Regions from separate parts of the Homo sapiens genome. Here region 1 is linked to region 2. Evidence: chromatin contacts called from ENCODE POLR2A ChIA-PET data. All regions are on one chromosome and are shown on one strand. Each heading gives the region's core, a stretch centred on a gene start or an enhancer-like site at or near the end of the contact. The rest is flanking DNA. Distances are from core to core; before and after follow the strand shown.

Evidence for each region. ChIA-PET counts read pairs that join two places held with the same protein, here RNA polymerase II (POLR2A).
Region 1: POLR2A ChIA-PET joins it to region 2 with 7 read pairs in CD4-positive, alpha-beta T cell. The contact joins the promoter of SP4 here to the promoter of COXFA4 in region 2. POLR2A ChIA-PET finds 5 or more read pairs at or near these places in 2 of 52 experiments (CD4-positive, alpha-beta T cell and naive thymus-derived CD4-positive, alpha-beta T cell).

The regions. Positions count from the first base shown.
Region 1 is chr7:21,422,686-21,429,375 of GRCh38, forward strand. SP4 (Sp4 transcription factor) reads left to right here and starts at 5,398. Exons shown (of 6, transcript NM_003112.5): 1 at 5,398-5,573; 2 at 5,992-6,107; 3 at 6,604-6,690. The coding sequence starts at 5,567. RefSeq lists silencers at 4,332-4,721, 5,102-5,691.
Region 2 is chr7:10,937,622-10,944,309 of GRCh38, forward strand. COXFA4 (cytochrome c oxidase associated subunit FA4) reads right to left here and starts at 2,532. Exons shown (of 4, transcript NM_002489.4): 1 at 2,395-2,532; 2 at 1,187-1,275; 3 at 469-526. The coding sequence starts at 2,436. LOC107986767 (a long non-coding RNA gene) reads left to right here and starts at 2,635. Exons shown (of 3, transcript XR_001745091.3): 1 at 2,635-3,110. RefSeq lists enhancers at 2,515-2,784, 2,669-3,589 and a silencer at 2,815-3,064.

The DNA.
Region 1 (6,690 bases), core at 4,148-6,647, about 10 Mb after region 2:
TAGATTGATAGAAAATATTGAACAGTTGTATATGCTATGTTCCAATAACTGCCAATAGCTATTAATTGTGTTCTAATGTGAATTAACTATACATGTAACTGGGCTGAAATAATAAACTTCACACATTTAAAAATTGTGAATTAAATCTTCTCTGAAGTTGTACATGGGCAGACTATGAGAAAGCTAAATGCATGCATGTGAGGAATAGCAAGGCCATCTACTTATCTACTAAACACAGCACTCTGCAGGTTTATCTTGATTCACTTGCTAGTGACAGTTATATATATATGTATATGAATATCCCAATTACATTACACTTAAACTTTCTAAAACTTTCTCTCCTTCCTGAAAACAATTATTGTTGGCTAAGGAATTTATTTTTAATGTGATTTTATATTCTACCAGGGCCTTATTATGGTAACAACTATGCATGGTCCAGATGTACTAAGGAGGCTATTTGTTCTAAGTGAAATACGTTCACTGAGTCCTGTGTCTAATTTCTGGTTGGCTATACTCTCAGTTAATACACTTTTGAGCAAAGGTGGACGTTAAGCTTTGACTATTCTCTGGTTTATGGTCTCTCCAAATCTTTGCTATCTGCTTCCCAAATACAAAATGATTTGTATAACTTTCGGAGGGTGCTAGGAAAAAAAAAAAAAGAAAAAAAAAATGAAGCAGCTTAACAGTTATTTAAAGAGTAGCTTCCTGGCTGGGGGCAGTGGCTCACACCTGTAATCTCAGCACTTCGGGAGGCCGAAGCTGGTGGATCACGTGAGGTCAGGAGATCGAGACCAGCCTGACCAACATGGTGAAACCCCATCTCTCTAAAAACACAAAAATTAGCCAGGCATGGTGGCAGCCACCTATAATCCCAGCTACTTGGGAGACTGAGGCAGGAGAATCACTTGAACCTGGGAGGCGGAGGTTGCAGTGAGCCAAGATCACACCATTGCACTCCAGCCTGGGGAACAAGAACAAGACTTCGTCTCAAAAAAAAAAAAAAAAAAGAAACTTCCTAAAAGAGACACTCAAATACAGTCCCTTTTTCTCATTTATGCCATGAACTAGTGTCCAAGTCCCCTCCTTGGCAAGTCCCCTCATTGTTCCCCAACCCTCTGGATCTCTCAATTCCACAACTACAAGGATAATTCGTGGCAGAGGACTTCTACCTCTAGGACACTATTTCAGCTTTATGGACGTGTTTGAGCTGAATGGTCAGTGCTTAGTGTCATTAAATATTTCACATACAAATGCTGATTTCCTCTGTGTGTGTACACACTGGGCCATATGTAAAATATACTTATTCCTTTTTTTATTTTTTGAGACGGAGTCTTGTTCTGTCGCCCAGGCTGGAGTGCAGTGGCATGATCTCGGCTCACTATAGCACCCGGCTCACTATAGCACCCGGCTCACTGCAGCCCCTGACTCCCAGGTTCAAGGGATTCTCCTGCCTCAGCCTCCCGAGGCACTTGCCACCACGGCTGGCTAATTTTTGTATTTTTAGTAGAGATGGGACTTCACTATGTTGGCCAGGCTGGTCTTTAACTCCTGACCTCAAGTGATTCACCCAGGCTAGTCTTGAACTCCTGAACTCAAGCGATTTGCCCACCTTGGGCTCCCAAAGTGCCGGGATTACAGGCATAAGCCACCGCGCCTGGCCCAGGGTCATAAATTTTTAAAAAGTACACACTGGGCCAGCCATGATGTAAAATATATTTATTTCTGTGGGTCATAATTTTTTTAAAAGTTTGAAAGCCACTGTTTTCTAGGCAATAATGAGCATAGGAAGGAATGTTTTTAGACTGCTTCCTCAGGGAAAAGACCACCCTCGCAGGCCTGAGGCCGAGTATTTTGTTGAATTTATATTTACAATGTTGAAGAAAAAAATAATTCAGGATACTTGTTAAAGACAGCAATAAAGACTTTAGTCAAGGAGAGACTATCCAATGGGGTCTTGCAGTGGGAGAGAGAGATTGGGCTCAACTATGAATACAAAGACAACTAGAGATCTGAAGCCAAGGAGCAGGATGGAGTCAGTGGATGGAAAATTACTAAGGGGAAATTTCCAGAATAAAGGAGGATTCTGGCTAAACCAATTTAATGGGGTTATTGCTGAAGGCAGGCCAGGGTGCTAAGATATCGAGAACAGGGGATAAGGAATTTGATGAGATACCAAGTATGGTCAAATATTAAGGGTGAGGCGTTTTTACCCAACCAACCCAGCAGGATTCTTGCTAAAACTGGACTAAATGAACAAAGCCACTAAACTAAGGACAGAGTTCCAGGTCAGGACCTAGTCAGAAAGAGGACTTAGAATAACCAGATTAAAGTTTGGTCAAAGGAGAGAGTCTTTGTCAATATTACCTCCCTAGCAAAACTCGCTTTCCACCGGGTATCACACTGAGGACTTTTGGTTGTTATCTTCAAATAGAAGAGAGCAGAGGAAGGAAAAGCAAGCTCTTTCCTGATTCTTCTAAGGTCACCAATCTCATTCATGAGGACTCCAAATTTAATCCTAATTATCTCCCAGAGACCCTACCTTCTAATTTCTAATACCATCACACTAAGGGGTAGAATTTTTCCTTCCTTCCTTCCTCCCTCCCTTTCCCCTCTCTCCCTTTTTTTTTCTTTCTTTTTTTTTTTTTTTTTTTTGACACAGTCCCACTCTGTTGCCCAGGTTGGAGTGCACTGGTGCCATCTTGGCCCAATGCAACCTCCGCCTTCTGGGCTCAAGTGATCCTCCCGCCTCAGCCTCACAAGAAGCTGGGACTACAGGACAGCGCCACCACGTCGGCTAATTTTTGTAGAGCCTGGGTTTCACCATGTTGCCTAAACTGGTCTGGAACTGCTGGGCTCAAGTGATCCGCCCGCCTTGGCCTCCCAAAGAGCTGGGATAACAGGAGTGAGCCGCGCCCCGTGTAGAATTTCAACACATGAATGGGGAAGGGGGCAGAGAACACAAACATTCAGTCCATAACAGCCAGGGACTAGAAGACTTTGGTCCACCATAAAAAGCAGGACTTATGTTTCATGGATACCAGTATTCCCACTTATCTATAGGGTGGAGAATATTTAGGACTTTGCAGATTCATACTGATGGTAAGCATTATTATTATTATTATATATTTTTTGAGACGGAGTCTTGCACTGTCGCCCGGGGTTGGAGTGCAATGGCGTGATCTCAGCTCACTGCAACCTCCACCTCCCGGGTTCACGCGATTCTCCTGCCTCAGCCTCGCGAGTAGCTGGGATTACAGGCGCACACCACCACACCTGGCTAATTTTTTGTATTTTTAGTAGAGACAAGGTTTCACTATGTTGGCCAGACTGGTCGCAAACTCCTGACCCCCTGATCCACCCGCCTCGGCCTCCCGAAGCATTATTTTTAATCTATGGTTCAGAGTCAGTGACATTGCCTCTCTGAAGCAGGTTTTCCAAACGAAAACGACAATGAAAGCCCCAATTCATAAGACTGCAAAATGTCTTCATTTATCTTGGTGAACTGGGAGGAGGAGGGGACCTGAGGATAGAGACAGTATATACGTAAATGTAAGAAGCACTTTTGAGCTTTCTATATTGTACACGATGGGGAAAAAGCACGTTGTTCAGGGATCTCTGGCTCATTGTATAAGATGGGGTAGACAATACCATGTAATTCTTTATTCGAATTGCTTTGTCTTGCTGCATGGCTTTGTCATCAGCTGATTTTGCAATTACCTTAACAAGCAAAGGAAATGCCAGTCAAGTTCAGCATCTGGGACCTCCTCACCATTGCAACATGTCAGGCCTCAGGCAGGAGACAAAAATGCCCAAGGCTGAGTGTGAAGCCCAGGTAAGAAGTGAGACAATGGCTTTGAGCCTGGGGTGTAAGCATGCCTTGTTCCCAAGGCCAGTATTTACATGTGGGGTCACTTCCACCTTTGGTACAGTTAATCAGGCGCTGATTACGTTCCATGGCATCATCCTGACTTCAGGACTTTGTAGGAAAGCTGAGGCAGGACACTGCTCAAGTGCATTTGACAGTAAGATGCTTTGTGCAGCCAGATGTTAATTCCACTTGCCCTTACGCTTGCTTACGCTACACCGTAAGCGGGGCTGACCCTTATGGAGCTGGGCTTTTCTTCGCCCGGAGACTCTTGTCAGATAAGGCTTAGAACTCCGCCAACCACTTAGGCTTTTAGGCAAAACGCGATGCAACCCTTCTTAGAAGGCGGGTCACTGCTCTGCACCAGCTGCCAGCCAGAGAGACAACAAATAAAAATGGAAGATCCTTCTCCGTGAGAAAACAGGCCTCGGACTCAAAGCAGGGGGCCTGAGGGGAAGGTGAGCAAAGAAAGGCAAGGCGAGGGCGCTGCTTCAAGAAGCCGGGTTCATTCAAACCCCGAGGACAGCAAACCCCGCCTCCCCACGCCGCCGCCCGCTCAATCGCCGAGCGCTCCGGGTGTGAGCTCGCCCCGCGGGGAGCGGCTTGGAGCCGAGGAGGCGGCGGCAGAGGTGGTTTGGGCAGCCCCGCGCGGCGGATAGGCCCAGGCAAACAACACCCATTCCCCCTCCTCCTCGCTCAGTTCAACTCCCACTCGGCCCCGGCCACGCCCTGCCGCCACCGCCCCCTCGGGCAGCTTTCCGCTCGGCAGCCAGGCCTCGGTCGGGGGCGGGAGAGAGGCGGTGCCTCGAAGAAGGCACCGCGACCGCCGGAAACTACGAGTACCGACAGCCTTCGCGGTAGTGCCCCACCCCCTTTCTCCCACCACTCAGCGCGCGTCACCCTGGGCTCAGCCAATGGAGACAGAGCCAGGGAAAAAGGGCGCCCGGGTCCGGATGCGCCTCAGGAAAGCCATGCTCCCTGCGCGGGGGCAGCGGGCAGTTCACCCAGCGCGCCGACCTGTTGGTGGTCCGCGCGCGCCCACGTCCGCCGCTCTCGCTTGCCTGGATCAAGGGCCCTACTTTTTTCTTTAGTGGCAATTGGAGGGATTGCTGGAGGGGGTTTTTGAGTGGAGGGCGCTGGGAAATGAGTAGGGGGCGGGATATCCTGAGACAACAAGTTTGGCTGTATGGAGGGCCTACCGGCAGCGCTCCTGAGCTAGAACGCCGAGAGAAAGAGCGCCAGAGGAGCCAGGGAGGAGGAGAAGAGCTGCTAAAGGAATAACCCCGAGAAAGGGGGTGGAGAGGAGGCGGCCCCAGCGCCCCGGCCCCCGGCAGGTCGGCGGCCAATCCGCTGGGGGAAGGGGTGGAGAGTCGGAGGCTCCGGCGGAGAGAGGCCGAGGGGGGTGGGGAGTCGGCCAGGCTCGCACCGCCCTGGCCCCGCCCCCGACCCGCGCCGCCGCCCGCGCCGCGCGCCGCCGCTGTCAATCAAGGGCGAGTCAGCCGGGCTCGGGCGGAGAGAGGAGCTGCTACGCCACAGCCCAGCGGCGGCCATTCGCGGAAAAAGAGGCAGAGCCTGTGCCAGCTACAGCCTCCTCCGAGCCACCGCGGGCGGGCGGGACCGGCCTCTCCTCCCGCCTCGCCCCCACCCCCACCCACCTCTATCCCAGTGTCTCCGTCTGAGGGTTTGTCCTGTTAATGCGGGATGAGCGGTACGTATTCTCCACCCCCCTCAGTCTCCTTCGCCGCCTCCCTCTCTCCCTCCCTCCCCAGACCCTGCTCGGTTCTCCCCCCTCCCCCGGGGCCGCTGAGATGCTTTAAGGGGAGGAGGAGAGGGCGGGAGGGAATCGGGGAGGGAAGGAGGGTTGTGTTTTGTCTTAATGTCTGAGAGAGAACAACCTCCTTCTGGGTGTTGCTCTGGAGCCGATGGGTCGGGTTTCAAACCACGTTTTGTGATATCCCCCTCCTCCCTTCCCTCCTTCTCCCCCACCCCCTGCCGGTGTGCGTGGATCGCGGGTTTATGGAGATTAATGTTCGGGGGGAGGGGGGAGAAGAGGAGAGGAAGAAGACGAATAATAATAATCCTAATAACCTGTTGTCGTGTGTGTGTGGTGGGGGGGTTTGTTGCAGATCAGAAGAAGGAGGAGGAGGAGGAGGCGGCAGCGGCAGCGGCGATGGCTACAGAAGGAGGGAAAACCTCTGAGCCAGAGAATAACAATAAAAAACCCAAAACCTCAGGCTCCCAGGTAAAAGCAAACAAATTAAAAAAATTCATCACGACACATTAGGAGAGAGAGGGAGTTATGCCCTTTGAATGTCCAGAAGTAACAGAATAAAATGTTTATCCACTCAAAGCATCTTTCTGAGAGTGTGGAACTTAAATTGTAAATTCATCAAGTTTTCACCTCTTTGAGGGTATAACGCTGTTTAAAATTACATCAGGAATTCAGACTATAAGAAAACGGTGTGTGTGTTCCCAAGGGCATTTTGAGTTTAGGAACATAACACTTTACAAAGTTGTAAAGAAATTTCCTTTTATTTAAACTTGATATTATAGGACTTGCTTCCTTATTCATATAGTTCTTATCTACTTTTGTTCGTATTTCTTTTTGATTTCTGCTGCTTCCTAAATTGTTATGTAGAGCTGTCAAAATAAGTAACCCCCTGGCAACTACTGGCCTCCACTAAATCCGCCCACTTTTTTTCCCCCCCCCCTCTCCTTTACCGTCCCATTTTGGGTAGGACTCTCAGCCCTCTCCTCTGGCTTTACTGGCAGCTACTTGCAGCAAAATAGGGACTCCTGGTGAAAATCAAGCAACTGGACAACAA
Region 2 (6,688 bases), core at 1,282-3,781:
AAATTTTTTACACATAAGGAAGGTTATGTTTGGGGAATCAATAAATGGTCTCAGTCCATGAAATCATTCTCTAGAAGAGTAGTTCCACAGACTACTCTAAATTCTCATGCCCCACAAAAGACCAGCTGAATCAGAATCTCTGGGGATAAGGCTGAAGAATCTGTGTTTCAACAAGCTCTATGTATAATGAAGTTTGAGAACACTGTGTTAGACTACCTAAGAACTAAGAAAATGGTAAATGATAGCTATACTATTTTTCCTTCTTTTCTTATACTAGCAATTAAATACCTAGCAAAAAATATTTATTAGAGCAATATACCATTTTCATTTCACAGAACTACCTAACAGCTCTTTAAAGTTCAATATAATGGAATTTTACTCGTATATCCAGTTTCAAGAAAACCCACCCCATGACAAAACTTATTACAACACAATTTCTAACAACTTTAAAACAATTTTGTAGTTTACCTTGTATTGATCATTGGGACCCAGTTTGTTCCAGGGCTCTGGGTTATTTCTGTCCCAACTAAAAGAAATAAAACATTACGACTGTTATAATAATAAAGCACTATTTAGTGTTTTGTACTAAGAATACATTTTTGAACAGATCAATCTTATTTTCTATTAGATGAGGTATGGTGTTATTTCATTATGAAGTTGAAACAGGTAGAGGATCTATAATAAGCAATCTCATGTAATCAATTAGAAAAAAGGTAGAACACAGAATCCCTATCACAAGATACTTTTTATCTGGCTTTCACAAAACCTTTCCATTTAATTAATAAAGTGATATACAGAAAAGTGCATAGAATAATGATGAATCAATCTTTTGATTGTCTATTGTTTTTCAACTGCAAATGTGCAAGTGAAGGCAAAAAACATTTACATGTGCCGAGAACCATGATTATTTTATAAAAACAATTATTTTTATGTCAATCCTCAAAACATTACAAGATTTGGTATTAGCAGTTCTACTTTACCAAAGAGAAAACGAGACTCAGAGAAATTAGATAATTTCATGAACCAAAAAAAGTAAATGAAAACAGCAGATTTGAGATCTGAACTTATTGTATGACTGTAAATGTAACATTCTTTCTACTACCCTAATGTTATCGCCCTACAGAGACTGTGGCTCCTAAACTGCCTTGATCAGCTATCAAAGTTTTAAACATTTTTAAGTACTTACCAAACATCTGGATTGAACAATGCCAGACGCAAGAGATACAGTGTTGCTCCAGTAGCTCCAGTTCCAATAAATACAAAGAGGGGGATCAACTAAACCAAACACAAAATAGAATAACCATCTTCAAATACTTAAAACACTGGCCAACGAGAGATTACAGTAGTTTCTGCACATTGATTTCCAAGTCTCAAACTGTTATTGGACTGTTTTGTCTTAAAATTTAAATAAAGTAGATCTTACATTGAGGTAAGATTTCTTATAACTGTGTTCTAAAGAAAGAAATGGAATTTGGAAAGGATGTTAAGATGACTCTGGTTTAAGTGTCTTACTTTTTAATGTGGAGCAAATTATAGGTACATTTTTAAATTTCCAAGAAAATGTATCGAGTCTTCTTCACCTCTCTAATATTTACATGTCATTCCCATTAAATTTTCTGGCTTCCTTTATCCTGGGGCTTGAAAAACAAATTCTTTGCAAATTATTTAAGGGTGCCTCTATAAAGATGTATGAAAAATAGAATCTGAATAAGTAAACGTATCTATTACAAATACTGGCTTTAAGCATTATCTCTGAAAACGTAATGCTACCAATGCTTGCTGCGTATTTAGGGAACCGGATTTAAGACAGATTAAAGATTGCATAGACTTTTAGCTCTACAGCACATTGATGTGCTGAGGAAAAATGAGATGCCAAAGAACTTAACTGCAATTTCCACACTTCGAAATTTTCCCAAAAGCAACGACGTCCAGACAAAGTGAGGATTCCAAGATCACGGACCCCTCTTATTTACCAAAAGGCCTGGTGGTGCAATGCGGCGAATACAAGAACCTCCAGAGATGGTATAACACATAGGGAACCTGACCTATGCTAGTCTCTGACCCACACAGCGCACATCTATCCCTCCTGGACCGCACAACCTGCAAAAGAGAGCGGCCACCAGACTGTTCCAATATTCACTAACTAGAAAAAACTAGGTTTTTTTTCCGAGCAGTGTCCGTCTCCTTCCTCCTGTCAGACAAAACCCCACAATGCATGGCGTAGAGGGTCACAGAGGCCTGGGACAACTAAGATGACAAACACTAGGCGAGGCAGGGTCTGGTCTGACGGACGGTAAGTGGCTGTAAATGAGGACGTTCCCAGGGAACAGAAAGAGGCGCACCCCGACGCAAGAAGGACAAGGGAAAACATTAGGAGAGCGGTCACGAACTTACGCTCGGATGCTTCTTGGCCTGACCGATGATCTGGCGGAGCATGTTTGCGGCAGAGGTCTCCGACTGGAAAGGAGAGAACCGACCTAGCCACCAGGCCCTAAGCTAAAAATTATCTGCAATGAGACACTACGGACTTCCAAAGTCACCCAGGACCTCCTACCTGAAGGACCCTTGGCTGGGAGGGCAGCTTGCGGCAGGAGGGCCCGGATGCGACTGTCTTTAATAGTGCCTGCTTAGATCTAACCCCTCATATGTTCGTCCTGACCTGGTCGGACCATCATCATTCCACTTCATAGTGAAATGCCTTCATTGCCGTGCCATGCATATTTCTGAGGGGAATTTTTTTGGTCGAAACGAGGACTCTTCGATTGACCAGACAGGCACTTTCCAAGGGTGCCACGTACTGAGGAATGCGGTCGGAGCGTGGGCGCACGGGCCGCGCGCTCCGTGAGTAGGGGGCCTCTCCCGCGGCGCCTGAGAGCCGGGTCCGCGCGCAGAGGCCCTGGGGGCGCGCGTGCCGGGTGCGCGCTGGCCAGCTGTGACTGCCGCTGAGGGAGCTGCGCGGCGCCTCTGGGAGCCGAGCGCCGGGCGCCTGGAGGGCAGGTCGGGCCTCTTGCCGCTAAGGTCAGCGGCTGCGGTTTGAGAAGACTGCAGCTGCTTCCTGTGTTACGCTGTCGCAGACAAGCAGAAGTTAAAAACTAGTAAATGACTTAAAGGTGATAATAGTCCTGGCAGTGTATTTCTGAACCCTCAGATCCTGGCCCTCGGTTGAAAGTTCGTCGCCACAAAGACCTTTCCAACACGCCACTATCCCCCGTCCCTGGTCCCAAATTGCATCTTTAAAATGTGTTTTCAATGGTCGTGTAGCTACAGATAATCTTTCCCACTACCCCAGTCGAATTTTCATTTGTCTTTTGTTTTGTTTTCTTCGTTGTTTTTTTTACCCGAAGGACTTCCATAGGACAGGCTTTGCGGGGGAGGGTGGGGGGATTGGGATAAAATGTACACTCTGAACCCTCTCCAATCTCATACGTAGCTTAAAGCATTAATCAAATGATCAAGCAAGTATTAATAATTGGGACTAGAAATCATAGGAGAAGGCTCCACCGGAAGTTACACTAGCTCTGAAGGAGGAGCGGACATTAACCAGGTGAAAACGGAGGATGCAGGTGTACAGGGCGGAGGTAATAACACGTGAAGGTCTGAAGCTATTGAAAACCCGAGGGAGCTGTATGAGGTCTAGTGTGGCTGGAAAGTAAAAGGGAGAGCAAGGTGGGGATCAGATCTGCTGGGCCAATAACCGCTTAAACATCATGGGTTTTATGTTGAGAGCTTGGGAAGGTTGTGTTTTTAAATGATTGCTTTGTGAATAATTGATTAGAAGGGATAAGCGTGAGAGGGGAAAGACCTATCAAGGGGCCATTGCAATAGTCCATAATCTGTGTGACAGATAATGGTAGCTTGAACTAGTGTAGAGAATGTAATGATGAGAAAAAAAGATTCCAGAGATGTTTAGAAGGTGGCACCAACAGGACTTGGTGGTTGGCTCTCCAGGAGTGAGGAGAGAGAAGTTAAGAATAATTTCAGAGGTTCAGTTTTGAGCAGCTCTGTGGTTGTTGATGCCAGTTATTGAAATAAGCCGTAGAGAATGATGTATAAGTGCCTATGTAAAATTCAAGTGGATCTCTATGGGGCAGAAGAGAACTACACTATAAGTATAAATTTAGGACTCAGTTTACTGATAAGAAATGAACCCATGTGACTGAATGAGATTACTTAGGGAGAGAAAGTTGACTGAGAATTTAGACAGAGGACACAGAGCCGAGGAATTCCAACATGCAATGCTTAGAAGAGGAGGTATGGCCAGTAGGTAGGAAAAAAAAAATAGATGGTAACTGTTAAGGTGATATGTCATGAAGCTTATCAAGACTGGTGTCTTTTTTCATTCATTCAGCAAATCTTTCTTAAGTACCTACTCTCCACTAGGCACTGTTCTAGCCACTAGAGTTATAGCAGTGAACAAGAAAATTACTCTGCGTTGCTAATGGAGCTTACATACTAATTGAGGAAGACAAACAATAAACAAATGAGATAATTTTTAGACAGTGACAAGCCAATAAAATAGAATAATGAGACAGACAATGACATGGAAGAGGTGGAGGAGAGGAGGTTACTTTAAGTAGACAGGACAGGGAAGGTCCGTCTGAGGATTTCTGAGTTGAAACCTAAATGAAAGGAAGGAAGTAACCTGGTAAAGATGTGGGAAGAACACTAAATTAGTAAGAGAAATGGCTTTGAGATTTAAAAAAAGAAGAAGAAGAAGAAGAGTGCTTAAAAAAGTATCAGTGTGGTTGATCCATAACTAAGGAGAAAAAGAGGAAAATGAGAGCAAACAGTGGAGTCTGTAAAGTCTATGTCCAATTCTCTGACATGGACCTTATAGGCTATGGTAAGGAGCATGGCTGTGTTAAAAGATCAGCACAAAAACATGGAAAATACTTAGAAGTGAACAAAGAAACCTTAGTGAGTGTAGATAGGCTTTCAGCAAATAAATTAGAAGAAGGGAGACCTCTTCTTCCAATATTTTATTTTGAATAATAACAGTTGATAATAAGTAGGTATGTAGAAATGCCATTATTAAAAAGAAACTAAAATCCAGTGACTTAACTTTTTTTCTTTTTGAGACGGAGTCTCACTCTGTCGCCCAGGCTGGAATGCAGTGGCGCGAGACTTAACTTTTTTTTGTCATTGACCTAGCTTCTAGAGACAACAATAATATAGATAGCTAAGTGATGCCTTTATTTATTTATTTTTGTTTGTTTATTTTTTTGAGATGGAGTCTCGCTCTGTGGCCCAACCTGGAGTGTGGTGGCACGATCTCGGCTCACTGCAACCTCTGCCTCCCAGGTTCAAGCGATTCTCCTGCCTCAGCCTCCCCAATAGCTGGGACTACAGGCACATGCCACCACACCCGGTTAATTTTTTGTATTTTTAGTAGAGATGGGGTTTCACCGTGTTAGTCAGGATGGTCTCGATCTCTGGACCTCGTGATCTGCCCACCTCGGCCTCCCAAAGTGCTGGGATTACAGGTGTGAGCCACCGCACCTGGCCTAAGTGATGCCTTTAGAGATGTTAACAAAGCAAGGTTACAAATATAAATTTCATTAAATATTAACCAAAATGTCAAATTGTGAAAGTTTAAATTTTGCACATTGAAGTTAGTGGAAAGAGTATGTCACCTATATTTTAAGTAGGGACAGGTAGAGGTGACAGTCTGGAAAAAGAAGCCATGGTAGAAGAAACAACGCAAAATTCCTGAGCTGCAGAAGTGGAATTGGTATGTGTTGTAGATTAAATTGTATGCAGATAGCTTCAGCCTCTACCTAGAAGGAGATATCACTTGCCTCATGAGGGTCAAGCTTAATAAGAAGACTTGCCTTATTAGCAAATGCGAAGTGAGAAGTAGCACATGCCATGCACAAGCAAAAACTTTAAGAGCCAACATGTGCCATGTTGTCAGTTTTCCCTCTGCCACAAGACTAGCAATATTCTAGATACAGCCTGCTTATCAGCTTAGGTGTCAGGGTAAGAACTACCTGGAACAGAGCCACTACTGACCTGCAGTGTACATGTATTAAGAATGAGAAATAGGCTGGGCCTGGTGGCTCATGCCCGTAATCCCAGCACTTTGGGAGGCTGAGGCAGGTGGATCACCTGAAGTCAGGAGTGCAAGACCAGCCTGGCCAACATGGTAAAACTCTGTCTCAACTAAAAATACAGAAAAATTAGCTGGGCATGGTGGCGGGTGTCTGTAATCCTAGCTACTTCGGGAGGCTGAGGCAGGAGGATCGCTTGAACCGGGAGGCGGAGGTTGCAGTGAGCCGAGATCATGCCGTTGCACTCCAGCCTGGGCAACAAGAGTGAAACTCTGTCTTGAAAAAAAAAATAGAGAAATAAACCTCTATTGTTGCAAGTGACTGGATTTGGGAGTAGTTTCTTAATGTGGCATAACCTAGCCTACCCTGACAAGTAAATAATTTGACACTGAAAGTGTGGTGACATGTTACCATAATAAAAATCCTAAAATATGTGGCATAGGATTTAGGTCCTGGCAGTAGGTGACAAAGTAACTGTTACCAGGGACTAGAAGGATGGCTATCTATATGTAATGCAGTATTGGAACATTTGGTGAAACACTTATTTCAATTAATTGGAAGGCAGTTAATGTTCCCAGTGAGCTGGTAGCTTTCAGTGAAACAGCAGGCAAAGAGTATATTAGCATGTATCAGTTACT